Regions from separate parts of the Homo sapiens genome. Here region 1 is linked to region 2. Evidence: chromatin loops called from intact Hi-C (ENCODE). Cell type or tissue: PC-3. All regions are shown on one strand. Each heading gives the region's core, and the rest is flanking DNA. Links, peaks and the distances in the headings are about the cores only.

The links. Peaks named below come from ENCODE experiments on the same cell type or tissue, not always from the same donor. Only the 100,000 strongest peaks of a DNase experiment are listed, where the experiment ranks them.
Region 1: a loop joins it to region 2, with 4 times the contacts of the local background. A loop is called at or near these places in 28 of 110 quality-filtered maps.

Annotation. Positions count from the first base shown.
Region 1 is chrX:136,915,580-136,931,691 of GRCh38, reverse strand. No RefSeq gene overlaps it. Among named protein-coding and RNA genes, the nearest start is that of RBMX, 43 kb to the right of the region's middle. RefSeq lists an enhancer at 6,335-6,474. In PC-3, for the core only: a CTCF peak has its summit at 6,340 (motif pointing right); a DNase peak (open chromatin) is centred at 6,371.
Region 2 is chrX:136,599,613-136,615,724 of GRCh38, reverse strand. No RefSeq gene overlaps it. Among named protein-coding and RNA genes, the nearest start is that of LINC00892, 32 kb to the left of the region's middle. In PC-3, for the core only: a CTCF peak has its summit at 7,032 (motif pointing left); a DNase peak (open chromatin) is centred at 8,164; H3K27ac peaks cover 1,825 bases.

The DNA.
Region 1 (16,112 bases), core at 2,852-10,851, 320 kb before region 2:
ACGAAAAAGCTTTTAAAACCCAGTAAAAGAACTAACCTGCTTAGGACATGACAAAGTTGGTACATTTGCCTGTACAGGTTTAACACAGGTTTGATCCTAGGTCTATATTTAGAAAATAGTTTCTAGCTGTAAGCGAATTTAAAACCCTCATTGTAAGTGTATTACTAGTAATAGAAACTTGCTTGCTGCTCCCCTGTGTATTACGCTTGCTCCTTCAAATGATAAAAGGTTTTGTAGCTACCATGGTTTGTCAAAAAACTTCAGCACAAGTGTATTACATAAAACACTATCACTCTGTCTCGCAAAGAGACTCAAAGTAAAAATAAAAGTGAGAACTCCACTAATTAGTGAAATTCTCAAAGAGGGGGATAAGGAAGGAGACCACTACTATTCCTGCTGCCCTCCTCCCCCCACCTTGCCTAGTTCACAAAACAGGAGAAAAGAGAGAAAGCAAAAAGTTGGAAAGAAACAAAAGATAAACAGCCAGACAACCTTGGCACCACCACCGCGGCCCTAGAAGTTAAAAAAGTAATAATAATAACAATCCCTGACCTAAACTACTTGTGTTATCTGTAAATTCCAGACATTGTATGAAAAAGCATTGCAAAACTTTCTGTTCTGTTAGCTGATGCATGTAGCCCCCAGTCACGTTCCCCATGCTTGCCCAATTTATCATGACCTTTTCACGTGGACCCCTTAGAGTTGTGTAAGCCTTTAAAAAGGCCAAGAATTTCTTTTTCAGGGAGCTCAGCTCTTAAGATGCAAATCTGCCGACACTCCCAGCCGAATAAACCTCTTCCTTCTTTAATCTGGTGTCTGAGGAGTTTTGTCTGCAGCTCTTCATGCTACAAGTCATTCATTCACTCACTTTTACTCATTCTATATTTATATATATATTTATATATTTTTTAATATATTTATATTTATAGATTTATATTTATATACATATATACACACACACATATACACACACACACACACCCCTATATATATATACATATATACACGTTTTTTTTTTTAGATGGAGTTTCACTCTTGTCGCCCAGGCTGGAGTGCAATGGTGTGATCTTGGCTCACTGCAACCTCTGCCTCCCAGGTTCAAGCAATTCTCCTGGCTCAACCTCCCAAGTAGCTGGGATTACAGGTGCCTGCCACCATGCCCAGCTAATTTTTGTAGTTTTAGTAGAGACAGGGTTTCACTATGCTGGCCAGGCTGGTCTCAAACTCCTGACCTCAGGCAATCCGCCTGCCTCGGCCTCCCAAAGTGCTGGGATTACAGGTGTGGGCCACCACACCCAGCCTAATTTTTGTATTTTTAGTAGAGATGGGGTTTCACCACATTGGCCAGGCTGGTCTCGAACTCCTGACCTCAGGTGATCCACCCACCATGGCCTCCCAAAGTGCTGGGATTACAGGCGTGAACCACTGCACCCAGCCCAACAAATATTTTTGATCTACCATACACGTCAGGCACTTCTTAACTGTATCCTCAAAGCTGAGACCCTGTAGGTACTCAAAAAATACAAGACATAGTTTGCTATAGTAGAAAGCAAACAGAACCAGGCGTGGTGGTACACGCCTGTAGTCCCAGCTACTCAGGAGGCTGAGATGGGAGGATCATTTAAGCCCAGGAGGAGGTTGCAGTGAACCGAGATCCCACCACTGCACTCCAGCCTGGGTGACAGGGTGAGACCCTGTCTTGAGAAAAGTAAGTGAAAGAAAAGAAAGAAAAGAAAAAAGAAAAGAGGCCGGGCACAGTGGCTCACGCCTGTAATCCCAGCACTTTTGGAGGCTGAGGCAGGCGGATCATGAGGTCAGGAGATCGAGACCATCCTGGCTAACACGGTGAAACCCCGTCTCTACCAAAAATACAAAAAAATCAGCCAGGCATGGTGGCAGGCACCTGTAGTCCCAGCTACTCAGGAGGCTGAGGCAGGAGAATGGCATGAACCCGGGAGGCGGAGCTTGCAGTGAGCCGAGATCCGGCCACTGCACTCCAGCCTGGGCGACAGAGCGAGACTCCGTCAAAAAGAAAAGAAAGCGAAATCCGGATAGAAAAACATTGGACTGGGCCAGGCGTGGTGGCTCAGCACTTTGGGAGGCCAAGGCCCAGGAGTTCGACACCAGTCTGAGTATCATGGCAAAACCCTGTCTCTACAAAAAAATAGAAAACTTAGCTGGGCATGGTAGTGCGTGCCCGTGGTCCTAGCTGTTCGGGAGGCTGAGGTGGGAGGATCACCTGAGCCCAGGAGGTGGAGGCTGCAGTGAGCCATGATTGCACCACTGCACTATAGCCTGGGTGACAGAGTGAGATCCTGTATCAAACAAAAACAAAATATTGGGCTGGAATTGAAAAGTTGCCACATGCAATCTTTTGTATGTCAATTAATCTTTCTCGACCTTACGTTTTTTTTGGCTGTATGATATGAGAAGACCCAACACAGCTCCTAGTACAGAATAAGAGAGTAAATAAATGTTAATTTCCTTCCTCCTATAGTAGGTGTGTGCTTTAAAATTTAACTAGATTTCCAATTTCAATCTTATTTGGGCCAAATCTCCTGCTGAAAACTACAAGTGCTAAATAAAATGCAGCACATATCTCCCTAAAAGCAACATCAGCTGACAAGAAAATAAGGAACTACCATGCAAATTTCTAAAGGAAAGCAGACCAGTGAGGTAAGCTTGGTAGGGAGCACTGATGCTGCTATTGCCCTGAGGATAACTGCTGATCAGGACAAACGTGGACCTCAGTTTTGGTGGCCTCATGGGTTGAGGAGGAAAGAACTCAGGGCCCAGGGCCCTCCCAGATGAAAAGGCTAGTATGAGACCCTCTGTACGTGAAGCTGAGACCACCCACCTCCCCCAAAAGGCCACACCCTCAAGGTAAAGGTGAGCCAGAAGTAAACCTGCTCCATGCCTCCAACAAACTTAGGAAGACTGCCCTGATACTAAACAAACAAGGGGGTGGCCGGGAACAGGTGGAGGAATAAAACTGGCCTTGAAAAATTTTCGCCAGGCCAGGTGCTGTGGCTCATACCTGTAATCCTAGCACTTTGGGAGGTCGAGGCAGGTAGATCACTTGAGGTCAGGAGTTCGAGACCAGCCCGGCCAACATGGTGAAACCCCATCACTAAAATTAGCCAGGCGTGGTGGCGTGTGCCTGTAGTCCCAGCTACTTGGGAGGGTGATGCAAGAGAATCAATGGAACCTAGGAGGCAGAAGTCGCAGTGAGCGAAGATCACCCCACTGCACTCCAGCCTGGGTGACAGAGAGTCTGTCTCAAAAAAAAAAAAAAAAGAAAAGTTTTGGCCAGAGACCGCCTGTAACAAATTTACAGGCTGGATTCATATCACCTAGGTAGCCCAGGAATTTCAAGTTGTGAATTTGTTTTAAGATGGTCCCAGACTGGTAATCCCCAAAGACACTTTGGAGAAGTCAACGAAAGTCCTCTCTGGAGCAATGTACTTTGACCCTACAACTTAAAGAAACCCCACAAATGATTTTCAAGGACAATGAGTATGTACTCAAAATAATGAGGCACAAAAGGAAAAATGACATCATGAGCAAGAACTAGAAAAAACCTGCAAAGATTTCAGATACAGCAATTATCAGAGGCAGATTTTAAATGAACTAAAGTTAATATATTTAAAAGAAATAAAAAAGCAAGTGTGAAAATATATGCATGAAAAAGAAAACAAGGGCCAGTTGCAGTGGCTCACACCTGTAATCCCAGCACTTTGGGAGGCCGAGGTGGGTGGATCACTTGAGGTCAGGAGTTCGAGACCAGCCTGGTCAACATGGTAAAACCCCCGTCTCTACTAAAATACAAAAATTAGCTGGCCGTGGTGGTGGGCACCTGTAGTCTCAGCTACTCAGGAGGCTGAGGCAGGAGAATCGCTTGAACCTAGGAGGTGGAGGTTGCAGTGAGCCAGGATGGCACCACTGCACTCCAGCCCAGGCGACAGAGCAAGACTCTGTCTCAAAAAAAAACAAAAGCAGAAAATAAGAAACAGGTGAAGAGAGAATTTACAGACTGGATGATAGGCCAGGAAAACATAACACAAAGAAAAAAAAGGAAAACATAGAAGAGAAGTTATATATGGGGCAGAAAATAAGGAGCATTTAACATAGCTTTAAATGGAGTCTCAAAAGGAAAGAAGAAAATATCTGGCAATGGCTGAGAATTCCAGAACTGATAGAAGACAGTAATAAAGGAAACCCAAGGAATTACAAACAGGATTAAAAGCAAAAAAGAAAACAAATCCATAACTAAACACATAATGAAACTGCATGAGACCATCTAAAGAAAGAGGTTCCTAAAAAGTGTGGATATAGGCTGGGCACAATGACTCACACCTGTAATCCCAGCACTTTGAGAGGCCAAGGCAGGTGGATTATCTGAGGTCAGGAGTTTGAAACCAGCCTGGCCAACATGGTGAAACCCCATCTCTACTAAAAATACAAAATTAGCTGGGCATGGTGGCGCATGCCTGTAATCCCAGCTACTTGAGAGGCTGAGGCAGGAGAATCACTTGAATCCAGAGGTGGAGGTTGCAGTGAGCCAAGATTGTGCCACTGCACTCCAGCCTGGGCAACAAAGCGAGACTCTGTCAAAAAATAATAGTAAAATTAAAAAATAAATAAAAAGTGTAGACATAGGCTGAGTGTGGTGGCTCACGCCTGTAATCCCAGCACTTTGGGAGGCCGAGGCGGGTGGATCAAAAGGTCAGGAGTTCGAGACCAGCCTGACCAATATGGTGAAACCTCGTTTCTACTAAAAAAACAAAAATTAGCCAGGTGTGATGGCGCATGCCTGTAATTCCAGCTACTTGGGAGGCTGAGGCAGGAGAATTGCTTGTACACAGGAGGCAGAGGTTGCAGTGAGCCAAGATCATGGCATTGCACTCCAACCTAGGTGACAGAGCAAGACTCGGTCTCAAAAACAAACAAACAATATGTTGTACACAAGAGACATATCTAAAACAAAGAGATTCTGAAAACTTAAAAATAGAAGGATAAGCAAAGTTATACCAAGCAAATGCATACAAAAAGAAAGCAAGGCCGGACACGGTGGCTCACGCCTATAATCCCAACACTTTGGGAGGCAGAGGCAGGCAGATCACCTGAGGTCAAGAGTTCAAGACCAACCTGACCAACGTGGACAAACCCGTCTCTACTAAAAATACAAAATAAGCCAAGCATGGTGGCACATGTCTGTAATTCCAGCTACTCAAGAGGCTGATGCCGGAGAATCGCTTGAACCCAGGAGGTGGAGGTTGCGGTGAGCCAAGATTGCGCCACTGCACTCCAGCCTGGGCAACAAGAGTGAAACTCTGTCTCAAAAAAAAAAAAAAAAAAAAAAGGTGGCCTGATTCAGTCATTCCACAATGCAAGCATATATCAAAACAGCATGTTGTACACCGTAAATATAAACACTTTGTCAACTTTAAAAGTAAAAATTAAAATTAAAAATAAAACAGGCCGGGAACAGTAGTTCACGCCAGTAATCCCAGCACTTTGGGAGGCCAAGGCAGGTGGATGACCTGAGGTCGGGAGCTCGAGATCAGCCTGGCCAACATGGCGAAACCCCATCTCTACCAAAAATACAAAAATTAGCCATGCATGGTGGCAGGTGCCTGTAGTCCCAGCTACTCTGGAGGCAGAGTCAGGAGAATCACTTGAACCTGGGAGGCAGAGGTTGCAGTGAGCTGAGATTGTGCCAATGCACTCCAGCCTGGGCGACAAGAGCGAAATTCCATCTCAATAAATAAATAAATAAATAAATAAAAATATGTTTCTTAAAAAAGAAAATAAGGAGGTGGGACTTCCTTCTTGGCCCAAGACATGGTAGAATAACAAAGACCAGATTTACCCTCCTACTTACACAACTTTAAAAATGAGTAAAATATGTAAAGCAACAGTTTCCAAACATTGGACAAGAAATATAAGAGTGATCACCTAGGGAAGGGGAACAAATAAGATAAGCCCTACTATTGCCTCCAGCTTACTTCCTAGATAAAATTTCCAGGCTGTGACACAGGGAAAAGGTATCCATGCACAGCCCTGCAGTCTCCTAGGGTTGAGAAAACAAAGTTCAAAGTCCAGGGAGGCCAAAGGCACTAGAATTCATGGAGCAGAGGACCAGAGAGAACAGAGCTGCACACAGATAAGTTTCTGGAAATATGTAGAGTTTTCCTTATCTGGTCCGTACATGCGTGTAAGGTGTGTCTGTTATTGATATATTGCCTCTCAGCTCCAAATTCATGAGTTTTGCCCCCCATGAAAATAATTCAGACCCTTTAAATAGTTTACCTCTACAAACTGGCACTAAAGCAGGTTTGTCAGTAGAGGGCGCTGGAGAGACATCGCAAGGGAAAGGGTTTATTTCCTGGTTGATCTTGGCTCACTCCACAGGCTTCTGTTTTCTTTCAGCATGCTGCAGCCCCTAATGAATGAATGAACCCAGGTATCACAACAAAAAAGAGAGACAAAAAAAATCATGTGCCTCCTGATGAAAGAACACAACTGCCACCTCACCTTCTCAAAGAAGCCAAACCTGAATCTGATCAAGCCACTGGATCCAGCTGCCAATTTGCAGGAAATATAGGACACAGGAACATGCACAATGGATTGGATTGAATGATACAGGGATGGACAGATATGTGATAAATCAAATAGAGCAAAATGGTAATTGCAGAATATAAATGTTGGATAGATGAGTGTCCACTATATAATTCTATTTTTTTTTTTTTTTTTTTTGAGACAGGGTATCACTCTATCACCCAGACTGGGGTGCAGTTGTGCTATCACAGCTCACTGTAGCCTCAGCCTCCTGGGCTCAAGCGATCCTCCCACCTCAGCCTCCTGAGTAGCTGGGACTACGGATGCATGCCACCATGCACCAATTTTTAAAAACTTTTTGGAGAGATGGGGTCTTGCAATATTGCCCTGGCTGATCTCCAACTCCTGGGCACAAACGATCCTCCCACCTTAGCCTCCCAAAGTGCTGCGATTATAGGCGTGAGCCACTGCGCCTGGCCCACCCAAGTTTTCTGTTTGAAAATGCTCATAGTAAAATGTTGACAAAAGACATATAAAAAGTCAAGTTTAAACTATACTGTGGCTAGGCGTGGTGGCTCACACCTGTATTCCCAGCACTTTGAGAGGCCAAGGTGGGCAGATCATCTGAGGTCAGGAGTTCAAGAGCAGCCTGGCCAACCTGGTAAAACTCCATCTCTACTAAAAATATGAAAATCAGCCAGGCACGGTGGTGTGCGCCTGTAATCCCAGCTATTTGGGAGTCTGAGGCAGGAGAATCACTTGAACCCAGAAGGTGGAAGTTGCATGAACCGAGATCGCGCCACTGCACTCCAGCCTGGGCAACAGAGCAAGACTCCATCTCAAATATAAAAATAAAATATAGTGTCTAGGGAAGTATATTTAGGTGGTGAAACTACAAAAGAAACTCAAGGAAGTGATTAGTATAAAAGTTACAATAGTGGTTACTTTGGGAGAAAGCAGCATGTTGTAAATGGGCAGGGACACATGGAATCCTTCTGAGGTACCTGGCCAAATTCTATTCTTGGCCCTGTTGTGGTTTACGAAGGTGTCCCCCTTGTAATTATTCATTAAATGCTATTTCTGTTCTCTGTGGCTTTCTGTCTGTATTTTACAACAAAAGGGTTGTTTTTTTAAAAGTCCGTATCCTTTGACCCAGCAACCACTTTAGGATAATTATTAATTACTAATTACCCTAAAGTAATTATCAGTAGAGAATCGTTTAAGCCCAGGAGTTGGAGACCAGCCTGAACAACGTTGTAAGACCCCACCTCTACAAAGTCCGTATCCTTTGACCCAGCAAATAATTAGTAATTATCCTAAATAATTAAGACTACATAGATGGCTGTACAACAATAGCTGTCATTTATTGAGTGCCTACTATGTATTAAACACTGCTCTAGCACTTTACAAGTATTATCCTATTTATCCTTGTAACAACCCTGTGTATTACAGTACACACGATTCTTTTTTAGAGACGGAGTCTCACTCTGTTGCCAGGCTAGAATGCAGTGGCGCAATCTTGGCTCACTGCAACTTTGGAGGCCTCAGCCTCCCGAGTAGCTGGGACTACAGGCACGCACCACCACGCCCAGCTAATTTTTATAGTATACGCTATGATTATTTCCATTTTACAGATGAGACTAAAGAGGTGAAAGAACACTGATTATTTCCATTTTACAGATGAGACTAAAGAGGTGAAAGAATGTTGACCACATCATTATTAATAAAAAATATGGGTCAGGCACAGTGGCTCACGCCTACAATCTCAGCACTTAGGGAGGCCGAAGCAGGTGGATCACTTGAAGTCGGAAGTTCGAGACCAGCCTGGCCAACATGGCAAAATCCTGTCTCTACTAAAGATACAAAAATTAGCCGGGTGTGGTGGCACATGCCTGTAATCCCAGCTACTTGGTAGGCTGAGGCACGAGAATCACTTGAACCCCGGAGGCAGAGGTTGCAAGTGAGCCAAGATCACACCACTCGCATTCCAGCCTGGGCAACAGAACAAGACTCTGTCTCCAAAAAAATAAATAAATAACAAATATAGATATAGATATAAAATATGTATTATATATATATGAACATGGAAAGAAGTCCATCATAAACTTCTCAGTAAAGACATAAAAGATCACATACATACATATATAAAATCTCACATGAAGTTATACACAGTATACATAAAAAAAATTTATTAAAATTGGAGAGGATTACGAGGAGACTCTTGGAACTCTATACCAAATAAAGAGTTTTGTAGGAGGTTTTCACAAGCCTATACTACTTTTGTAATTGTAAAAACCATAATGTTTCATAATAAGGAGGTGTGAGGTGGGGGTCTCAAAGATCCAGAGACCTACCTGGATCTCTGGCATGGTAGTGTGTCCAGAAATGGTGGGTTCTTGGTCTCACTGACTTCAAGAATGAAACCGCGGACCCTCGCGGTGACCGTTACAGTTCTTACAGGCGGTGTGTCTGGAGTTTGTTTCTTCTAGACGTTCGGATGTGTCCGGAGTTTTTTCCTTCTGGTGGGTTCATGGTCTCGCTGGATCAGGAATGAAGCTGCAGACCTTCGCGGTGAGTGTCACAGATCTTAAGGCGGTGTGTCTGGAGTCGTTCATTCCTCCCGGTGGGTTCCTGGTCTCACTGGCTTCCAGAGTAAAGCTTCAGACCTTCACGGTGAGTGTTACAGCTCATAAAGGCAGTGTGGACCCAAAGAAAGCAACAGGAAGATTTATTGCAAAGAGCAAAAGAACAAAGCGTCCACATCATGGAAGACAACCGAAGCGCCTTGCCACTGCTGGGTCCGGCAGCCTGCTTTTATTCCCTTATCTGGCCCCACCCACATCCTGCTGATTGGTCCATTTTACTGAGAGCTGATTGGTCTGTTTTACAGAGCGCTGATTGGTCCGTTTTGACAGGGTGTTGATTGGTGCATCTATAATCCCTGAGGTAGACTCAAAAGTTCTCCACGTCCCCACTAGATTAGCTAGATACGGAGTGTCGATTGGTGCATTCACAAACCCTGAGCTAGACACGGGGTGCTGATTGGTGTGTTTAAAAACCTTGAGCTAGATACAGAGTGCCAATTGGTGTATTTACAATCCCTTAGCTAGACATAAAGGTTCTCCAAGTCCCCACCAGAGTAGCTAGATACAGAGTGTCCATTGGTGCATTCACAAACCCTGAGCTAGACACAGGGTGCTGATTGGTGTGTTTAACAAACCTTGAGCTAGATACAGAGTGCCAATTGGTGTATTTACAATCCCTTAGCTAGACATAAAGGTTCTCCAAGTCCTCGCCAGACTCAGGAGCCCAGCTGGCTTCACCCCGTGGATCCTGCACCGGGGCCGCAGGTGGAGCTGCCTGCCAGTCCCACGCCATGCACTCGCACTCCTCAGCCCTTGGGTGGTCGATGGGACTGGGTGCCATGGAGCAGGGGGCGGCGCTCGTCGGGGAGGCTCCGGCAGTGCAGGAGCCCATGGCGGGGGGAGGCTCAGGCATGGCGGGCTGCAGGTCCCGAGCCCTGCCCCACAGGGAGGCAGCTAAGGCCCGGCGAGAAGTCAAGCACAGCAGCTGCTGGCCCAGGTGCTAAGCCCCTCACTGCCCCGGGCCGGCGGAGCCAGCTGGCCGCTCTGAGTGTGCAGCCCACCGAGCCCACGCCCACCCGGAAGTCACACTGCTGCTGTTCCTGCCCGCGCCTCTCCTCCACACCTCCCCGCAAGCTGAGGGAGCCAGCTCCTGCCTCAGCCAGCGCAGGAAGGGGCTCCCACAGTGCAGCAGCGGGTTGAAGGGCTCCTCAAGTGCCGCCAAAGTGGGAGCCCAGGCAGAGGAAGCGCTGAGAGCGAGGGAGGGCTGTGAGGGCTGCCAGCACACTGTCACCTCTCAGTAGGCTGAATAGAACAAAAGTAGGTGCCATGGCCGTGGGCCTAAAACATCATCATCTTAGCATCTCAAATCCCCAGAAACACTTCCATCTCCTCAGCCAATAGATATGAGGAGTAACTTTTTTAAAAGTGACAGGAGAGGCCGGGTGCGGTGGCTCACGCCTGTAATCCCAGCACTTTGGGAGGCCGAGGCGGGCGGATCACGAGGTCAGGAGATCAAGATCATCCTGGCTAACACAGTGAAACCCCGTCTCTACTACAAATACAAAAAATTAGCTGGGCATGGTGGCGGGCGCCTGTAGTCCCAGCTACTAGGGAGGCTGAGGTAGGAGAATGGCATGAACCCGGGAGGCAGAGCTTGCAGTGAGCTGAGATCATGCCACTGCATCCAGCCTGGGCAACAGTGCGAGACTCCATCAAAAAAAAAAAAAAAAAGTGACAGGAGTAATTGAAACTTTTGCACTGATCATCTCCTGGGGATGAAGCTATTTATGTTGGCATGAATTTTGAAAAAACTACCTCTAATACAGTGCTAAAACAAGAATGCAGAAACAGCAAATCAAAGTAGATGTACAAACTGAAATTGTATTGCCACAATTCCATAAGCTAAAGTGGTACATGATCAATATAGAAAAATAAGCAGAAGGTCGGGTGCGGTGCCTCACGCCTGTATTCCCAGCATTTTGGGAGGCCAAAGCAGGCAGATCACTCGAGGTCAGGAGTTTAAGACCAGCCTAGCCAACATGGTGTAACCACATCTCTACTAAAAAAATACAAAAATTAACCGGGGCTAGGTGGTGCGTGCCTGTAATCCCAGCTACGCCTGAGGAAGCCTGAGGCAGGAAAATTGCCTGAACCCTGGAGGCAGAGGCTGCAGTGAGCCAAGATCACACCACTGCCCTCCAGCCTGGGTGACAGAGTGAGGTTCCCTCTCAAACAAAAAACAAAAAGAAAAACAAGCAGAGGTTTCACTTAACCATAGTTATTGTTCTATACACACTGTCTTACTAACACAACATAGTCAGCTGAGGGTCACAGTGGGACTCCACCAACTGAGCCTTGCCAAGAGCTCTCTCATCTAAACACACTCACAGGATGTGCATATTGGCAAGCCTTTGCAGGTTATCTGGAGAATGAATTCCTAGCAGTGGAATTACCAGGTCAAATATATGTATCTTTTTTTATTTTGTTATATATATATACATATATATATATTATTGTTGTGTGTTATTTCATAAGTTTTGCTATTACTACGCATTATCACACATTTCTTCTATTTTACTAGCTACAGCCAAGTGTCCTCCAGCAAGACTTTATCAATTTACTATAATAGTGTGTTTACCTACATCTTAGCCAGCACTAGGCATCACCCTTTAATATGCTTGTAGATCCAACAGATGAACAATATTGCTTTTCGGCTGGGCGCAGTGGCTCACGCCTGTAATCCCAGCACTTTAGGAGGCTGAGGCGAGTGGATCATGAGGTCAGGAGTTCGAGACCAGCCTGACCAAGATAGCGAAACCCCGTCTCTACTAAAAATACAAAAATTAGCCGTGCACGGTGGCAGGTGCCTGTAATCTCAGCTACTTGGGAGGCTGAGGCAGGAGAATCACTTGAACCCGGGCAGCAGAGGTTGCAGTGAGCCAAGATCGAGCCACTGCACTCCAGCCTTGGCGACAAAGTAAGACTCAGTCTCAGAAAAAAAAAAAAAAATGCTTTTCAGTGTTGTCTTAATTTGTATCTCTTTAATTATGGCTGCAGTTGAGTATAGGTTCATGTTCTTTGTCCATTTGCATTTATTTTTCTGTAAAGCAGACTGTAGCCTTTGCCCATTTTTCTTTTGGTCTGTTTGCCTTTTCCTGATTGGTTTGCATATGGGCTCTGGATGAAAGAAATCAATCTTTCATCACCCCCAAATCACAAATAGTTTTTCTTGGTATATCAGTTGCATTTTGACTTTGCTATTTATTTTATTTGCCATGTAGAAGGATTTTTTGTTTTTATTTTTACATAGTCAGATTCATCCGTCATTTCCTTTATAGTTTCTGGAGCTTATACAGTACCTTGCCTCCTCATTCCATGTTTTCTTCTATCTTCCTAATGTTTAAAGTTTTAATTCCCTTGTAGTTCATTTGGGTATAAGGACTGAAGTATAGACCAAGATCATTTTATTCCTGTCCTGAAACAGTTGTCAGTCCCCACATCATTTATTGAACTGTCTTCGCTAATTTGAAACACCACCTTTGGTGGGGCACGGTGGCTCACGCCTGTAATCTTAGCACTTTGGGAGGCCAAGACGGGTGGATCACCTGAGGTCAGGAGTTTGAGACCAGCCTGGCCAACATGGTGAAACCCCGTCTCTGCTAAAAATACAAAAATTAGCCGGGCATGGTGGTGGGCGCCTATAATCCCAGCTATTCGGGAGGCTGAAGCAGGAGAATTGCTTGAACCTGGGGGACGGAGGTTGCAGTAAGCCAAGATCGCACCACTTCACTCCAGCCTGGGTGAAGACTGAAACTCCATAACTCCATCTCAAAAAAAAACACAGGGCGCCGTGGTTCATGCCTGTAATCCCAGCACGTTGGGAGGCTGAGGCGGGGAGATCACAAGGTCAGGAGATCGAGACCATCCTGGCTAACACAGTGAAACCCCGTCTCTACTACAAATACAAAAAAAAATTAGCCGGGCATGGTGGTAGGTGCCTGTAGTCCCAGCTACTCGGGAGGCTGAGGCAGAAGAATGGCGTGAATCCAGGAGGCGGAGGGCGGAGGTTGCAGTGAGCCGAGATCGTGTGCCACTGCACTCTAGCCTGGTCGACAGAGCGAGACTCGGTCTCAAAAAAAAGAAGAAAAGAAAGAAACACCACCTTTATGATAAACTGAAATTCCCATAAATAACTTCCATAAATATTTATGTCTCTTTCTGGACTCTATTCTAGCCCATTGTTCTCTGCTACTATATTTATCTAATAGTTCTTCAAATAAATTATCAAAACTTGACTTTTAGTGTGTTAGACCAAAAAAGGAGTTTTTTAACTTTTTTTTTTTTTTTTTTTTTTTTTTTGAAACAGAGTCTCACTCAATCACCCAGGCTGGAGTGCAATGGCGTGATCTTGGCTCACTGCAACCTCTGTCTCCAGGGTTCAAGTGATTCTCCTGCCTCAGCCTCCCAAGAAGTTGAGATCATCATCTCACTTCATGTAGCCTCTGGAAAATTCCACCGTACACTCATGAAAGAATGAGAGTGAAGAAGGCAAGTAACAGCTTAGTACTACTATGAAAATAGTTTGGACCTTGCAGACTCCCTGAAAAGTTCTCAGAGGCCCCCAGACCACACTTTGAAAATAATTGGTATAATTATTCCCACTGATATGATCAATGGCACTATAAACAACTTCTTATTATTTTTTTTTTTTTTTGAGATGGATTCTTGCTCTGTCGCCCAGGCTGGAGTGCAGTGGAGCAATCTCAGCTCACTGCAACTTCCACCTCCCAGATTCAAGTGATTCTCCTGCCTCAACCTCCCGAATAGCTGGGATTACAGGCGCCCAACACTACGCCTGGCTAATTTTTTTGTATTTTTAGTAGAGATCGGTTTCGCCATGTTGGCCAGGCTGGTCTTGAACCCCTGACCTCAGGCGATCCGCCCACCTTGGCCTCACAAAGTGCTGGCATGAGCCACCATGCCCAGCCTATAAACTTTTCTGAAACTTGCCTGAAACTTTCATTTTTCAACGAAAAGGAGCCTATGTGTCAGGGTGAAGGGAGGAGGACATCAGTATCTATCTAAAATAAATATCTTTAAAATAAAAATAGGCTGGGAGCAGTGGTGCACACCTGTAATCCCAGCACTTTGGGAGGCTGAGGCGGGCAGATCACTTGAGTCCAGGAGTTCGAGACCAACCTGGGCAACATGGCAAAACCCTATCTCTACAAAAACTACAAAGATTAGCCTGACGTGGTGGCACACGCCTGTAGTCCCAGCTACTCAGGAGGCTGAGGAAGGAGGATGGCTTGAGCCCTGGAGGTCGAGGTTGCAGTGAGCCGTGATCATGCCACTGCACTCAGCCTGGGTGACAAAGTGAGAAAGAAGAAGAAGGAGGAGGAGGAGAAGGAGAAGAGGAGGGGGAAGAGGAAGAAGAGGTAGAGGAGGTAGAGGAGGAAGAGGAGGAAGAGGAAGAAGAGGAAGAGGAAGAATAAGAAGGAGGAAGAGGAGAAGGAGGAGGAGGAGAAGGAGAAGAGGAAGGGGAAGAGGAAGAAGAGGAAGAGGAGGAAGAGGAAGAAGAGGAAGAGGAGGAAGAGGAAGAGGAGGAAGAGGAAGAATAAGAAGAAGGAGGAGGGGGAGGAGGAGGAGGAGAAGGAGAGGAGGAAGAGGAAATTCACAAGAAAGAGTATCACTATATAAAAGAAATAGCAAAAAGTAGCTGCTGGTTTTATTTAAGCTTTGTTGTTGTTTTTTTTTAGACAGAGTCTCACTCTGTCGCCACGCCTGGACTGCAGTGGCGCAGTCTGGGCTTACTGCAACCTCCACCTCCTGGGTTCAAGTGATTCCCGTGCCTCAGCCTCCCGAGTAGCTGGTACTACAGGCATGCACCACCACGCCCGGCTAATTTTTTTTTTTTTTTTTTTTTTTTTGTATTTTAGTAGAAACAGGATTTCACCATGTTAGCCAGGATGATCTCGAACTCCTGACCTTGTGATCCACCTGCCCTGGCCTCCCAAAGTTGTGATTACAGGCGTGAGCCACTGCACCCGGCCTTATTTAAGCTTTTACTTAACCTTGGTAATTTTATGTTGACAACCTACAAATGTTGGTAAAGTTATTGCTACTCCTGCCAACTGGGGGTTTTTCATCCTATTGGTCCCTTTCTTCTTCCCAGACTTGATCTTGAAAGATGTCGTCGTTAAATGTTCCCTAAGAACCCACTTTCATATATGGTCTCAAACACAGACCATATTAATGAACATTTCTCCTGTTCATTAACTCCTTTCTTCTGCCAGTTTACCCTTGCTTTCAAAGAACTATCAATTAAGCAGTTGTTTGTTGCTTCTCTTCCCATTTTCTTTACTTCTTTATCTCACTGCTTCCCATTGTGAAAAATACATAGCACTGAAGATATACAAGATGATTTTAGGTAGTAGATGGAAAAACAATTTTACCTTTTACATATTTACTTGAAATTAGATGAATAAAAAAGATAAGTAGTAGAGTAAATCTATAATTAGGGTATTATAGTTTCCTTTCTAAATACAGCATGGATTTTTTTTTTTTTTTGAGTAAGGGTCTCCCTCTGTTGACCAGGCTGGGGTGCAGTGGTGCAATCTGGGCTCACTGCAACCTCTGCCTCCCAGGTTCAAGCAATTCTCCTGCCTCAGCCTCCCAAGTAGCTGGGACTACAGGTGAGTGCCACCATGCCTGGCTCATTTTTTTGTATTTTTAGTAGAGACAGAGTTTTGCCATGCTGGCCAGGCTGGTCTCAAATTCTTGGCCTCAAGTGATCCACCCGCCTCAGCCTCCCAAAGTGCTGGGATTACAGGCATGAGCCGCTGCACCTGGCCTTAAATAACGGATTTTTTTAAAGTAGATAAATAATAATACAGGTGCTTGACATATAGCAAAAATTACCAAGGTGGTATGTGAAATGACTGAAATATAAGAAACACTGCCAGG
Region 2 (16,112 bases), core at 3,719-11,718:
ACAATGAGGGAGGGAAGGGTGCAACACTGTACGTGCAAAATGGCTTTTGCCTTTGTGTTGTGCAACAGAAAAACATGAAAGAATTTATCCTTACACCAAGGTCCTTTGTGAGCATGCCCAGTTCCTAGCCTTGCTCTCCCCTGTTGAAGGCTGTGGGGCCCTCCTTCTCAATAAGGCCTCCATTTTCAAGGTGGGAATTACTACCTTCCTTTAGGGCAGGAGTGTCCCATCTTCCACATTGGAGGAAGAAAAGTTGTCTTGGGCCATACATAAAATACACTAACACTAACGATAGCTGATAAACTTTTAAAAAAATTATGAAACAAAATCTCATAATGTTTTAAGAAAGTTTATGAATTTGCGTTGGGCCACATTCAAAGCTGTCCTGGGCCACATGCGGCCTGTAGGCCATGGGTTGGACAAGCTTGCTTTAGGGAAATCACACTGCATCATAGCAACCTTTGAGCACTTGCTATATGCCAGGCACTGCTCTAAGTACTTGATCAGTATTAACTACTGTATCTCATTGATTCTGAAATAAATGCATCTATTTCACATTTTAACTTTTTTTTTTTGAGACGGAGTCTCACTCTGTCTCTCAGGCTGGAGTGCAGTGGCACGATCTCGGCTCATGGCAACCTCCACCTTCCAAGTTCAAGCGATTCTCATGGCTCAGCCTCCCAGGTAGCTGGGATTACAGGCACACACCACCACACCCACCACACCACACCACAAAATAATTTTTGTATTATTAGTAGAGACAGAGTTTCACCATGTTGGCCAGGCTGGTCTCGAACTCCTAACCTCAAGTGATCCGCCTGCCTCGTCCTCCCAAAGTGCTGGCATTACAGGTGTGAGTCACCACGCCTGGCCCACGTTTTAACATTTCTGAAACCAGGATGTGTCTCAAAATCAGTGGCATATAGAGTTTAAGGAGCAACTTGTTATTTTCTTTCTTAGTGGTACATAAAATAATGGTTTATCTTATAATTGGTGATGCCTTAGAATCAATGAGATGTAGCAATTTAATTGTCACAATGACTCCATCATGTAAGGACTATTTTTATCAACATTTTACAGATGATGGAATTGAGGCTCAGGGAGCTTACACAGCTAGTAACCTCAAGATTGCTCAAGGTCACACAGTTAGTAAATGGTAGATTTGAACCTAGGCAGCCTGACTCGAGAGCTCATACCCTTAGGAGATGATCTGCTTCTCCTGGATTAATACCTCTCATGGGTCCCCATTAGTTATCAAGGATGGTCCAGTCTGATTCATACTGGAAAGGAGAGAAATTTTTTCCAAAGCTTCACAAAACCTGCCCAGCTAGCCCTCTCGAGCTCTGCTTCCCCTTTCAGACTGTGCCCAAAGGGGCAAGGGAGAAGAGCATTCCAGAGGCATAAAAAGTAGGCCTATCCCAGAGTCACCAACCCCAAAAACTAGCAGAAGAAATGGAAAGCATTTTCTTTATTTTGGAGGCCAGGTCAAATTCCAAGGACTGGCTCTCTCCTGCAATCTCTGGGAATGGAGGCTGAATGAGGATTTTTCTGTCCTAGCAACCCTGACATAGAGAGATGAGGGGACAGGCAGTGGCTATCATTCCAGTTACATGTATTTGTCATATAATGCATTGTGTCTTGTCTATTAAATGTGTGTTTTTCATCTGTTCATTCTCCATGAGCCTGTGACGGAAAGAAGGAACTTTAACACCAGAAGCAGAGATTTATGTCTCTCACACTGTGTCTGTATCACACAAACAAAAAACCAGAATACTTCTAAGTAGGGATGGCCCATCCCAGCCCCACTTTCTAAAAATTGGAAAGAAGCAGCTATTTCAACAGCTTATGAAATAATTCATGAGTTTGGGAGCAGTCTAATCTAAGAGTTGGAAATGCTGCAAAATATGCATTTTGTGTTCTTCCTTTTGCTACGCAGACCTTTGTAAAACAAGAAAAAGCAAACAGGAATAAACGTAATACTATACCTGACATAAGGATAATGGAACTTCATTCTTAATATTAAATGGGCGTTATGGGATATCTTTTGAGAAGGAACAGTTCACTGTTCTCGTGTGTAAATGTTTTGTGTTCTGTGTCATATTTCATATAAAAATGTAAATATATATTGCTCTATCTTGTTATATTTTGCAGTTTTTAGTATTAAAGTGATCTAATTTCTTATTTTTAGGTGCAACAAGAAGTTGCCCAATGGAAGTAGGCAAGATTTATTATTAATTTTTATTGTGTATGTTTAAGGTACTCAACATCATGTTTTGATACACTTAACTTGATTTAATTTCTCTATTTAAAAATTCTTGGCCAGACACAGTGGCTCATGCCTGTAATCCCAGCACTTTGGGAGGCCAAAGCAGGCAGATTCCTTGAGGCCAGGAGTTCGACACCAGCCTGGCCAACGTGGTGAAACCCTGTCTCTATCAAAAATACAAAAATTAGCAGGGCATGGTGGCGCACACCTGTAATCCCAGCTACTTTGGAGGCTGAGGCAGGAGAATTGGTTGAACCCAGGAGGCAGAGGTTGCAGTAGCGGAGATTGCACCTCTGCACTCCAGCCTGGGTGACAGAGTGAGACCCTTCCCCTCCCCCCCCGCCCCCCAACACACACACACACACAATTCTGTAATAAAGACTAAATCAGCATATGAATCACATCCTGGTCATATTTGTAAGCAACAACTAATTGTGAAAACTATGTTTTGCTTTCTGCTATCTGCATGTGCTATCCATGGGTACCTGCTGGTGTGTTCGCAATAGATTATAATTTTAAAGTATTTAATGGCTGAATAAATTCGAAAACTCCTAACAGACATGCCGAACTTTTAAACTGAGAGCTGAGTAATATAAATTAGGCTTGCCAGGCGCTGGGGCTCATGCCTGTAATCCTAGCACTTTCGGAGGCCGAGGCAGGCAGATCACCTGTGGTCAGGCGTTTGAGACCAGCCTGACCAACATGGTGAAACCCCCGTCACTACTAAAAATACAAAAATTAGCCAGGCATGGTGGTGGGCGCCTGTAATCTCAGCTACTTGGGAGGCTGAGGCAGGATAATTGCTTGAACCTGGTAGGCGGAAGTTGCAGTGAGTCGAGATTGTGTCACTGCACTCCAGCTTGGGCGACAGAGCGAGTCTCCATCTCATAAATAAATAAGGCTTTCTGGGAGTCACTCTTGAAAAAGTTTGCCCTCTAGTTTTTTTTTCTTGCATGACACACCCCCTCTGTACAGGTCTTTTCCCTGTTTTTCTTTTATGCTATTAGTTGTAGAAACACTGCTCTGCTTACCTTTATAAATGCTATGAGATAATAGCTATCCTGAATGAAGCTCTACAGATGCTGCTGTTGCAGTAGTGTCCCTCCGCCTTATCCATGGGGGATACGTTCCAAGACTCCTGGTGGATGCCTGAATCTGCAGACAGTACCATATACACTATGTTTTTTTCTATATATACATACCTATGATAAAGTTTAATTTATAAATTAGGCATAGTAAGAGACTAACAACAATAACTAACAAGAGAATAGAACAATTATAACAATATACTGTAATAAAAGTTATATGAATGTGATCTTTCTCTCTCAGAATATCTTTTTTTGTTTGCTTGTTGTTTTTTTTTTTTGACGGTGTCTCGCTTTGTCACCCAGGCTGGAGTGCAGTGGCACGATCTTGGGTCACTACAACCTCCGACTCCCAGGTTCCAGCTATTCTCCTGCCTCAGCCTCCCGAGTAGCTGGGATTACAGGCATGTGCCACCACGTCTGGCTAATTTTTGTATTTTTAGTAGAGACGGGATTTCACCATGTTGGCCAGGCTAGTTTCAAACTCCTGACCTCAGGAGATCCACCCGCCTCAGCCTCCCAAAATGCTGGGATGACAGGCATGAGCCACCGTGTCTGGCTGTCTCAGAATATCTTATTGTACTGTACCTCAGGTAATGGAAACCGCGGAAAGCGAAACTGCAGATAAGGGATGACCACTGTACATGGAAAATCACTCAGTCAGTAAAACAAGTTGAGCCATGCTCTGCCTTCCAAAATAGTTATGCCCTTCCTGCCACCCCTTGCCTAACACTGGCTGTTTTGACCTAAATATGATACTTCCCGCAGGCAAAAGCAATTGCTCTGTTAGGCTCCACCAACTCCTTGGCAAAATCTGATGCCATCATCCATGCATATATCCCCTTACACTGTCATTCTTCCTACTAGTGTGGGAGAATCGTGAGCTCTGGCATGGAATTTCACTACGATGCTTGACTATCTTTTGCTGGGATTTGTACCTCTTTCTATTTCATGAGTTATCTTATGCCCAGGCAAAGCTTATTGGAAGCTAGAGAGTGTCTAATATTTTTCTTTTACTTAAACATTTCTCAGTAGTCCTAGGAAAGTCTTTTTGCAGTTCTGCCTCTGAAATTTTGAGAGATGTGAATTTTTATATACACACAGATCTGTGCAATCATCACCACAGCCAACTTTAGAAAATTTCCATGACCTCAAAAGAAACTGTGTATCCTCTGGCTATCTCATTCTATCGCCAAGCCTCCCAGCTTAAGCAACTGCTAATCTTCTTCCTGTCTCTTTATGTTTCTCTATTCTGGACTTTCATATAAATGAAATCATATGTATAGGAACAGTGGTTCATGCCTCTAATCTCAGCACTTTGGGAGGCTGAGGTGGGTGGATCACTTGAGGTCAGAAGTTCAAGACCAACCTGGCCAACATAGTGAAACCCCGTCCTTACTAATATATATATATATATATATACACAAAATACAAAAATTAGCCAGCCAGCCAGGCGTAGTGTCATGCACCTGTAGTCCCAGCTACTTGGGAGGGTGAGGCATGAGACTCGCTTGAACCTAAAGGGTGGAGGTTGCAGTGAGCTGAGATTGTGCCACTGCACTCCAGCTTGAGTAACAGAGTGAAATTTCATCTCAATAAATAAATAAATAAATAAATAAATAAATAAGCAAATAAATAAATAAATAAAATAAATAATATAGTATGTGGTATTTTACGTCTTGCTGCTTTTGCATAGCATAATATTTTCAAGGTTCATCCATGCTGTAGCATGTATCAGTACTTCTTTCCTTTTTATGACTGAATAATATTCCATTGTATGAATAGACTGCATATTGTTTCAACAAAGAAACTTAAATGGAAACAATGGGGACCAGTGAACAGGGGCTAGGAAAGGCATCATCCTGATGGGGCTTAGGAGCTGAAAATTCTGGGAGTTTCTAAGACTAGATGGGACACATGAATATCACGCAGGATTTTCAAATACTGGTAGGTAGACAGAGCCCTTGGGTCTAGATTTTCACCAGACCAGTTTCCAGGCCTACTGTACTAGAGATGATTATAATTTCCCTGCCCACCCATAGGGGATCTGCTCATCACTCCTGGGACGCTAAATGTCTATAGAAACTGCCCCCGCTCCCAGTCTTGTCTGATTGCAGCAGGATTGGTGATCATCTGATCTGATGATGACCCCCTTTTAGGCAGGTTCATGCTCTATGTAGAACCTCTGTGGTCTGGAGCTTGGGAAATCGGATTTCTCTCTTGGGGGTATGGTATTGGAAGGCCAAGAGTCTGGGAGTCTGAAAGACTAATATACTGAAACTGAAAGGCTATAATACAGACATGGAGCTCGGTCAACCGTGAGGGGCCATGTATGGACAAAAGTTCTGAGGAGATCAGTCAGTAGAAAGAGGAGAATGGAGCAGGTATACTGTGAGGAGCAGAGACACCAAGAGAAATATCATGGGCCTCTGGAGAGAGAACCAGAAATTGTAGCTGCCTTGCTACCTGTTCCAGGTCCCACTATGGTGGCTGTCTTGGGAGTACCATGAGATCTTGGTCTCCTTACAATGACCTATGCCCCACCTTCCTGCCCCACCAACACCCACAGCTTGTTGTTGAACCAGCTCGAATGGGTCTCTGTTCCTTGAGTCCAAAGGAGCCCTGACTGAAGCCTATGCAGAATGGGTATAGAGTCAGGAGTTTGGAGTGCAGAGGGAGGCAAGTTGCAACAGTGGAAGTTCAGCAGGATGATGGACATTGGCCAAGCAGCACTGAGGCCAGCTGGCAGCATGGAGTGGGTGAAGGAAGAGGTGCCTGGGTAAAATAAAGAGGGGCAAAGGCTTCTTATGAACTTCCTGGCCAGAGCTAGATGTGTGTGTGTGCATCAACATGTGTGTGCACACGTGTGCATGTCTCAGTGTGGCAGGTTTTGGCAGGGAAGGGGATCTTACAGCAAAATCTTAACCCAAGGTGAGCTTTGCAGCAGATCCTGGAAGCAGAGTGGCACAAAAGATAGTCAGACTTGGCTGGCAGCAAGAGCACTGCCTTGCCCTTCTGCCTTCTGCCTCGTCTACATATCACGGTATCGTTCATCTAACCATTGGCTTATGTTGGCAAGGACAAAACCATCCTGCTTAGAAATGCCTCTGGTGAGGGCAGCTGTTATAGAATGAGAAGAACCTTGAGGAAATGGGTGAGGGAAAAGTGTCTAATGAACACATTTTTCTAGATTTTTCTTCTTCAAATATGCATTTATAGAGATGTACACAGACTACAGTCATGAACCTATGAAGGCTTCAAAACAATAACCCCAAACTCCTCAGCCAGTACCTGGGAAATTCTTAGCAACCTGAAGCAGAGGTCATTCTAGAGCCAACTGACACTGGTAAATTTGAATGCCTGGTTGACTGTCCGGAAGTTAGCTGTAGGAATCTCCTTGGGGTTCTCAAAGGCAGGGCAATGCCGTAGAATCCCATGAATCAAAGCATGCAGGAAGCCACAAAGAAGATTTTACAAATGTGAAGTAAGTCCGCAGCCACTGACGGCCAGGGGCCACACGGCGCTATATGTTAATTGCAGCCCTTTGCCCCATATTCACACCACTCTTCCTGGCATTCTGCCGGTGCCACGCCAGCATGTACTTGGGCTCTGGTGCACCCTAGCCTGGCAGAGGGAAGCAGAAGTTGAGGCAATCCTGCCACCTGCTGCCTGATATGTTCTGCTAAGCAGCTTCTTGGCTCTTTCAAGCTCTTTTACTTTTAATAATCCCTATTTTGGTATTTTTCTAATTACAAAGATGAGATATGTTTGCTATAAACTTTCAGCTAGTAGAGAAGCCTATGAAGTAAAAAGTGAAAGTTCTCCTTCCATAATTCCACTCCCCAGAGGTACCCACTATGACTAGTTCAGTGTGGTTACAGATCTTCTTCTATGTGTTTATATAACTATATATGATACAGTCAATCACTCACTCAAAATATTTAGCCTGATATGGTGGCTCGTGCCTGTAATCCCAGCTACTCAGGAAGCTGAGGCAGGAGAATCTCTTGAACCCAGGAGGCGGAAGTTGCAGTGAGCCGAGGTCGTGCCACTGCACTCCAGCCTGGGTGACAGAGGGAGACCCAGTTTCAAAAAAAAAAAAAAAAAAATCACAGTAAACAATTTATTGAAGGTATTGTGAGACAATTTGAGAAATATGAATTTTGGCTGTTTTTAACATTACTCATTTGATGTTAAATGTCTTCGTATGATAGTGACATTGTGCTTATGGTTCTTAGAAGATACATGCTGAAGTATTTAGGGTTGAAGTGCTGTTAAAATATGAGGACTAAACTCTGATTTTTTAATCTTACCCAAATTCCTATCTAAGGGGCCTGGGGAGTCATGGCCTACAAATAATAAATTCTCATCAGATGGGTTTTATTTAACCCTATATATTGTGACTTTCCAACCTGACTCTGGCATAACATTACGAGACAAGGAAGAAAATAAAAATATTTTACCCCGAAACAAGTTTCTTTGCCATATTTTGAAATGGCCCTGCAAAGCCATTCTTTGTGGGGGAAAATTTACATCTGTAAAGAAACTCTATTAACATAGCTAGATATTTTTCTTCCAGATCCTCCCAATCCAAAAGAGATTAAGATCTGAACAGGAAACATTTGTCATCTGTTGTCTCTAAGGGCAGCCACTATAAGACTTGAAAAGAACTTTGGTCTCCACAATCTTTACCTTAACCTGAACATTCCCTTTCTATGAATCCCAGGTCTTTAGACAAACTCAACCAATTAATTGTCAACCAGAAAATGTTTAGATTCACCTGTAGCCTAGAACGCCCCCCTCCACCCCCTGCCCTACTTTGAGTTGTCCCACCTTCCTGGACCAAACCAATATATTTCTTAAATATTTGATTGATGTCTCATGCCTCTCTAAAATGTATAAAACTAAGCTGTTCCCCAACCACCCTGGGCAGATGTTCTCAGGACCTCCTGAAGGATGTGTCACAGGCCACGGTCACTCATATTTGGCTCAGAATAAATCTCTTCAAATATTTTACAGAGTTTGACTCTTTCTGTCAACAAATGACAAATGTCTGCAACCTTTCAGTGTTCCAGAATTTACACACACACACACCACATGTATCCAGAGAGATAGAAGAAACGTGTCAAAATGTTAAAAGTTTTAAGTGAAATATAAATTTAAAATATATGTATAATTCTTGGAGCACCTGCATCAGAATTGTCTGGGATACTTCTTAAAAATACAAATTTCTGGCTCACTTCAGCTCTCTTTCTCTTTTTTCCACTTGCATATTATTATAAATACAGATTTTATCATTAACTCTTTAAAATGTCTTTTAAATTTACAAAAGTATCATAGTCATTGCAAAACAAAACAAAACAAAACAAAACAAAACAAAATCCTGAACAAACAACAAACAAACAAAACACCTCCTCAAACACACCTCCTCAAACAGTACAGGACCAAATGAAAACACCTCTGTCCCCTTACGCCACCCAGAAGTCACACCCACTGTCAATACTTCTTCTTCTTTTTTTTTGTATTTTGTAGAGATGGGTTTTTGCCATGTTGCTCAGACTGGTCTCGAACTCCTAAGCTCGAGGGATCTGCCCGCCTGGGCCTCCCAAAGTGTTGGGATTACTGGCGTGAGCCACCACACCTGGCCTATCAATAGCTTCTTGTGTTTTCTTATAGACTTTATTTGCTCATATATATGTATCTTTAGTTTTCTTTCCTTTTTTTTTAACGCAAATGGGATTGTAATACACATATTGTTCTGTGTCCCATTTTTTCACTTAATATCATATTTCAAAGATCTTCCCATGTGGATATATACAGATCTACTTCCTGCTTTTCACAGGATGTATACGCATCTGTTGAAGGATGCACTGTAACTTACTTATCCATTTCTCTATCGATAGACATTTGCATTGTTTTGCAAGCTCACATTTTGTAAGAAAAAGTTGTTCATGAAGCTACATTGTCCCTATACAACATATGACAGAAAAATACTGCCAAAGATGAGAAGGGTAGTAAAAACATATGTTTCTGTTTTATGTCTAATCAAAAGGAATGGAACAAGCCACACTCTTCCCTTAACTGCCATCATTATGTTCATTATAATGCCTGTACTTCAGGGGACACTGCAGGTCAATCTGAGTGAGGCCTGGGGCTCGTTTTTGAGTTTTGCTAGTTGCTTGACAGGGCAGGCTGGGTAGGGTGTGCAGAACGGGGACAGGCTATACAGATTTGTGTCGAAGAAAGAAAAATCTTTTCATTCAATGAAATAAACAATTACAAATCATCAACAACAAACACATCTTCTGAAGGCCTTCTTGTCTTTGGCTAATTTCTTCATGACTCCTACCCCAATAACTTGTCTGTTAACAGGCATGATATGGATTTGAAATATTTGTCAGTGCATTTTTTTCCCCCAGGAATTAATAGTAAGTTCTTCTCTTCTTTGGCCCCCTGGGGAAGTAAAGTGATTCATCTGATTGGTAAATTTGAAAAGAACCAATTAGACATGCTTAGTTCTAAAAAAAAATTACTGGTAAGCAACTAAATTTTGCCTCTACACCAGAACCCAAGCAAACCTAAGGATTTTGACGGTTGCCCTCATGTCATTCAGCGTTCTCTTTGAGATTCATAAGGGGAGAGGCTTTTCTATTGTCATGAAGCAAACTAAACAAATAATCCTGAACAGAAAGAAGGTGGTGCTCCAGACCATCGAAGGAGTTCAAATTTCCATCATGATGATTTTGATTTCTCATTACCCCTCCTTCACCTAGGACAAAGGCCTTTGATGTACTTCTTACCAGAAACACCAGTCTCTTTTTGGAGATTTCCATTTGGAAGATGAAATCAATGGCTTTGCTCTGTTCTAATGAAATCCATTATATGGACACTCATTTGCTCTTCTTCAGATTTCTGCTTTTAAATGTTTCACTGATTGTATGATTCCTGGGGTGAGAGACAGCACAGTGGAAATTAACAGCCACTAACTCAGGAGGCAGCATAGTATAGAGCCAAAAGCTCTGGCCCTAGCATCAAAAAGATCCAAGTTCAAAACCCAGTCATATCAAATGGATATGTCACTTAACCTCTCTCTGCCTAATTTTCTCCACATGTCAATTGGAGATAATGTATTATTGACTTTAAAGAATTGTGAGCATTTAATGTGATAAAAATAGGCTGAACTTTCTGAATTTCTCATTTCTGTAGGTGAAAACCAATCAAATTACAGCAATTTTGTATGGTTCAACCTATACATGTAAAGCACAGTGCACTTAGTAAACATTAGCAATGATTATTTGGGAGATATAGGTTCTGTATCCAGCCCCATGGACCAGCTGTATGACTTTAGGTCCTCTAGGTCCCAGAGATTTCATCAATCCATTAAGGATGTTGAACCACTCTGGGATCACTTTAAAGTTTTTTAATGCTTTTACTCTCTGTGTTTTCATTGAATGATGTCAGTTTTTCCCAATACACAGTGTGCATAAGCTCTTTGAGGGCAGAGATCTTTGTCTAGTGCATTGTTATCTCCTTAGTGCCTGAACAGTCAGTGCCTGGCACATAAGAGGGGCACATTTAGTGAGTGAGCAGATGACTAAATGCATAAATGAAGGCAAAATCAAGGCCAAATAGGAGGCAATTAGTTCTGATAATTTGAGTGCCTTTTTGCCTTTCCTCCCCCAAGGCTGTTGAGACCAAGTTGAGGTGAGGTATTCTAGATTGGCAGTCAACAGTGAGTACTGATTGTCTTCCAAAGATAATTACTTTTTCTCCACTTCATTTTTGTTTTTTTGAGGAGATAAATGGAGTTGCCACTTGTACAGAAGAGTTAGGTGCTCAATTTTTTCCCTGATTCAATAAGCATTTTAAAAGAAAAGATGAAAAAGTTGAAATGATGATTGAGTCACTGCACTGGAGAGATAAAGATGGCCTGCCATAAGTCTTTTGGAAAAATTTGTGGAAAAAAACCCACAGCATTTCCTATACAGATAGGAAAATAAATCAATGTGTTATCAAAATAATAGTGTTATCAAGAATCCAAGGTACATTTTAAAAACAGTTTAAATGCCATTTTAATAAAGTGCTGCAATTTTAGAAAGGTTATGAAACATTTTGAAAAGCATTCGGTTTCTACATTTCCTTAAGGTAGAAGGCTGATGTTGTAATATTGAATCCAAAATAAGAAATGAAGATTCTTGCTACAGTACAGATCCCCAAACCATTATTTAAGGTGTTTCGAGTCAATAAACTGTTACAAGATTAAATCTGACAGCTGCTTTAAAAAATATGACTACTGTTGATTTTTTTTAGCACAATACAAAATGTGGTCGAAAAATTTCTGATTGTGATAGATTTGAGGTTAAATATAATTATCTTAGAAATGAAATAGAAAAAAATATTCTGAATCTGTTATCTTACTGCAGCAGACTATCATTTCCCCTGTATCTTATTTCTTTCTATGAATAGCATGGGACAAAATAATTTCATCAATCCAGAGTGATTGAGATCAGATGTTACAATGGTGAGGTGGACAGAGGAGGGAGACCAGAGAGGGACAAGGACCTATCTATCTCCTCCCATGCCTAGAACCTCCATCTATAAACATTAGTTTAAAAGGAATGTCAAGGACAGCTTTGATGGAGAAAAGAATTTACAAAAAGACAAGTGTAGTTTGAGAGATGGGGAAGGAGTGCTATTTGGGAGTTTGAGCTAACACTGCATGTGTTGATTATGTGTATTTATATGTCTCAGGCTTTTGCTTTGCTTTGTTTTTTAACTGCAGCTAGAGTCTTCTCCTCAATCTCACTAAGAGGTGGCCCAGAGCAACGTGTTTACTTGTTGATAGAGAAATGGATGGCTGGGGCAAACACTGTTCGGTGCCTGCTCATTGGCCTTCCTGTCTTTATGTCCTACTTGATAGCAGAACCCTGTTTGTGTCAGGCTTTCTAGGCAAGAGCTCTTGATCTCAAGGAAGGTGTCCCTAGTCATTATCATCACTGGTCCAAGCCAAGCATGGTCATCCCATTCCTCTTGCCGTATTTATAGGTGTCTGTGTGGCCTAGGTTGGGTCAATGAAACAAGGGGAAGTTCACTGGGGGACTTCTGGGAAAGATTTCCCTCTCTGATCAAAGAGAGAGGCATATATAAAGTATTTTCCCTACATTCACTTCCTATTTTTGGAGGTTGTCAGGTGATAGTGTGATGCTTGGAGCTGCTAAGTACATTTTAGACTAAGAGAGACATCTCCTGCCCATGGAAGGCAGCATAGTGGAAAGATAGAACTGGGGATCTGACCTGTGGTCCCTTCCCTGTAACCACATCTTTCTAAACTTTTTATTATGTGAGAAAATTAGATGTATTTATGGTGTAAACTGGTGTTAGCGAGTTACTCTACTACTTGCAGCCAAATGCCACTGAACAGATACAAGACATGAATAAGGTAAATGACATATTCAGGAGTACTCAGATTTTTGGTGTCAGCACAAGGGATAGATCTGGAATGAACATGGAGCTTGGAGTCAAATAGGCCTCGGTTTGATAACGGACTTGCTGTGTGCTCTCAGACAAGTTACTTCACCTCTCCGGGCCTCAGTTTTCTCTTCTGTTAAATGGGGATAATACCACCCACCTCATGGGATTGTTGCATGGTTTAAATGAGATCAAGTAATATGACTGATGGTCAATGAATGTTAGCTTTCTTCTGTTTCCTCCATGACTCTGCTTCCAGTGCAATCTTTTTATTCCATTTCAAAAAAAGTGTTTATTTTCAGAAACTTAACTTGAGAATTCTTTTTTTTTTTATTATACTTTAAGTTTTAGGGTACATGTGCACATTGTGCAGGTTAGTTACATATGTATACATGTGCCATGCTGGTGCGCTGCACCCACTAACTCGTCATCTAGCATTAGGTATATCTCCCAATGCTATCCCTCCCGCCTCCTCCCACCCCACAACAGTCCCCAGAGTGTGATATTCCCCTTCCTGTGTCCATGTGTTCTCATTGTTCAATTCCCACCTATGAGTGAGAATATGCAGTGTTTGGTTTTTTGTTCTTGCGATAGTTTACTGAGAATGATGATTTCCAATTTCATCCATGTCCCTACAAAGGACATGAACTTGAGAATTCTTAATGCAGTGCTTTAATACAGTAAAAATTTTTAGTCTTTGTTTTCTACAAAATGCATTTGAAAAGTGCACTCTTGATCTTGTATTTTCTTTCCTTTCCTTTAGAATCATATTAGCAGTTGGACGTATATATAAAATATTAGTGTACATAATCTCAGAGTACCTAAAGGATTTATTTTATTTCAGTGTAAGCAATTTTATATATTTACAAAGTACCTTTTCTCTGAAAACCCCTCAAACAGTAGATTACTTAGTACATTAGTATCTGGAGGAGTAACTGCTGAAGATCTACAACTCTACTCTGAAAAATAATATAGACTTCCTGCAATTTGATGCACTATCTTGAAAATCTTTAAGTGCTTCTTAAAAGTAATCCTTAGGTCTCTGCTATGAATGCTATTTTTAAATGACAAAAACAGATGGAAATAAAGAATGGCTCAGTTTTTCTTACCTGTGAATACTGGAAAGCAAAAGGATGTCTCAATAACAGTAATTTATAAAGTGACCATGGCGTTTTATAGCACAGATGTTAACAGCTTCACACGTGACCAAATAGTGTTTTGTGCCAGGTGGTACACTAGTTCTTTCCAGTCATCATCTCATTAAGTTGTGCCAACAGTTCTCTGTGGTAGATTCCGTTATCCCCACTTGAGAGATGAAAAGACTGAGACTTGAGAAGTTTAGCAATCTGTCCAAGGTCACCCAACAAGTTAAAGTGGTACAGCTGGGATTCAACTCAAATTCTGTCGGATTTTGGAGCCCTTGCTCTGGATTCCTACACCATACTGCTGCCTACTAAGCTTGCTAAACCTTCCTGAGTTACCATACTCTCTTGAACAACTGGACCTAAACATATATCATATTCATTACAATACTAGTTAGCATTTATTGGGCACCTATCTATGCCAGGTAAATGATAACATTTAATTATCAGAACAACCCTGAAAGGTAGATAAAGGTAGATACTTTTGCTATTATTATTATTATTCCAACTTAACAAATGAGGAGAGTGAGGGGCAGTGGTGGGCTGTGACTTCTCCAGGTTTGCACAGTTTTAGTAATACACATTCAAACTCAGGACAGCCTGACTCCAAAGTCCATGTTCTTTCCACTCTACCATATAACTTCCTATTGTAACAAAAGTAAGCCACCATGGGGAAGCTGCTGCATGTTTAAGATGGGAAATATATCTGCATTCATATACTTTTAAATATCTCAGGGCCTTACATTTCTTTTGTTCCTGAAACAACTAGAATAGTGCTAGGCACCTACTTGGTACTCAATGATTGATTGGTTGATTAATCAATGGACTGATTGATAATAAGCAATAATATCTTACTTGCACACATTTCCTTCTGAAGAAATATTAAAGGGCCTGACAATGACATGAGTGGACATGAGTCACATTATAACTTACCATATATATATATATATATTCACAAAGATTATATATATATATATTCACTATATATATATATTCACAATGATTGCAGGATAATTTCACAGCAATGACAATTTCATCAGTTTCTGGAAGTCTTGAGGATGCAATTGTCAAAATGAAAGCTGGTCACATCATTTTTAAAAGGCCAAATGTAGCAGTAGTTCTACAAGATGAAAACAAAAAGGCCAGAGGCCTGATTTTTCATTAGACCTTCATGTCAGAGTCAAGCATTGGATATGAATCAAAATAGCTTGCAGAACTAAAATTTTAAGTGTCACAGCCACAGTAACCCTCCAGCAGATATATAACTTAAAATTCTTGACATTTTACATATTCATGAACTTGAAGAAATAGAATGAGTGGGGGTGGGGAGTGATGTGTATTCCAGGAATAAAATAAAGTTTGGTGTTTTAAAAAATTGCATTGCAATTTCATTTACAGAATTTCAGATTGGAGGCCTGTAGGAAACTAGTGAGTCAGAATAAATTGGGAGAACTAGAATTGAGTTCTGGCTCTATTACTAACTTATTAGTAATAAGTAATAATTATTAGTAATATTACTAATAATATTTGTTCTTAGTAACAAATTTTTGTATTAGTACAAACATTATTAGTACAAAGTTAGTAATAGAGCCAGAACTCGATTCTAGTTCAGGGAGGGGAAGGGATGATGTGCTCCCAAAGTTGCACATCATCCCTGGGCTCCATTCCCCATCTGTACAATGGAAGTTTGACCAGATGATCTGTAAAGCCCGTTTCATGCACAAGTACTTAGGAATGTCAACCCATTCTCTTTCCTTTTCTTCCTAGGTCATTGCCATGGGAGGAAGAGTGGACATTCTTGAGAAAAGTCATTTTGATAGAAAAACTGTCTTGAGCTGAAAATACTTGGAGACTGTAAGGCTCTTCATTTCTTTCTGGAGCTAATAGCATGTTCTGTGTGTATATTTGTCAGGATTGTTGTGGTTTCCAGTGACTGAAAGCCAGGTGGAATTTTGCTTAGGCAAAAAAAAAAAAAAAAAAAAAAAAAAAAAGAGGCTTATTGGTGATCATGTAACCGAGCCATGGGAAGGCAGGAACAACTAGAACAAAGGACTTGAGTAACTAACAGGATTTCTCTCTGTCTGTCTATTTCTCTTTCATTCTCTCTCTCCTTTCCCACCCTTCCTCCCTCTTTTTTCTGTCTCCCACCTC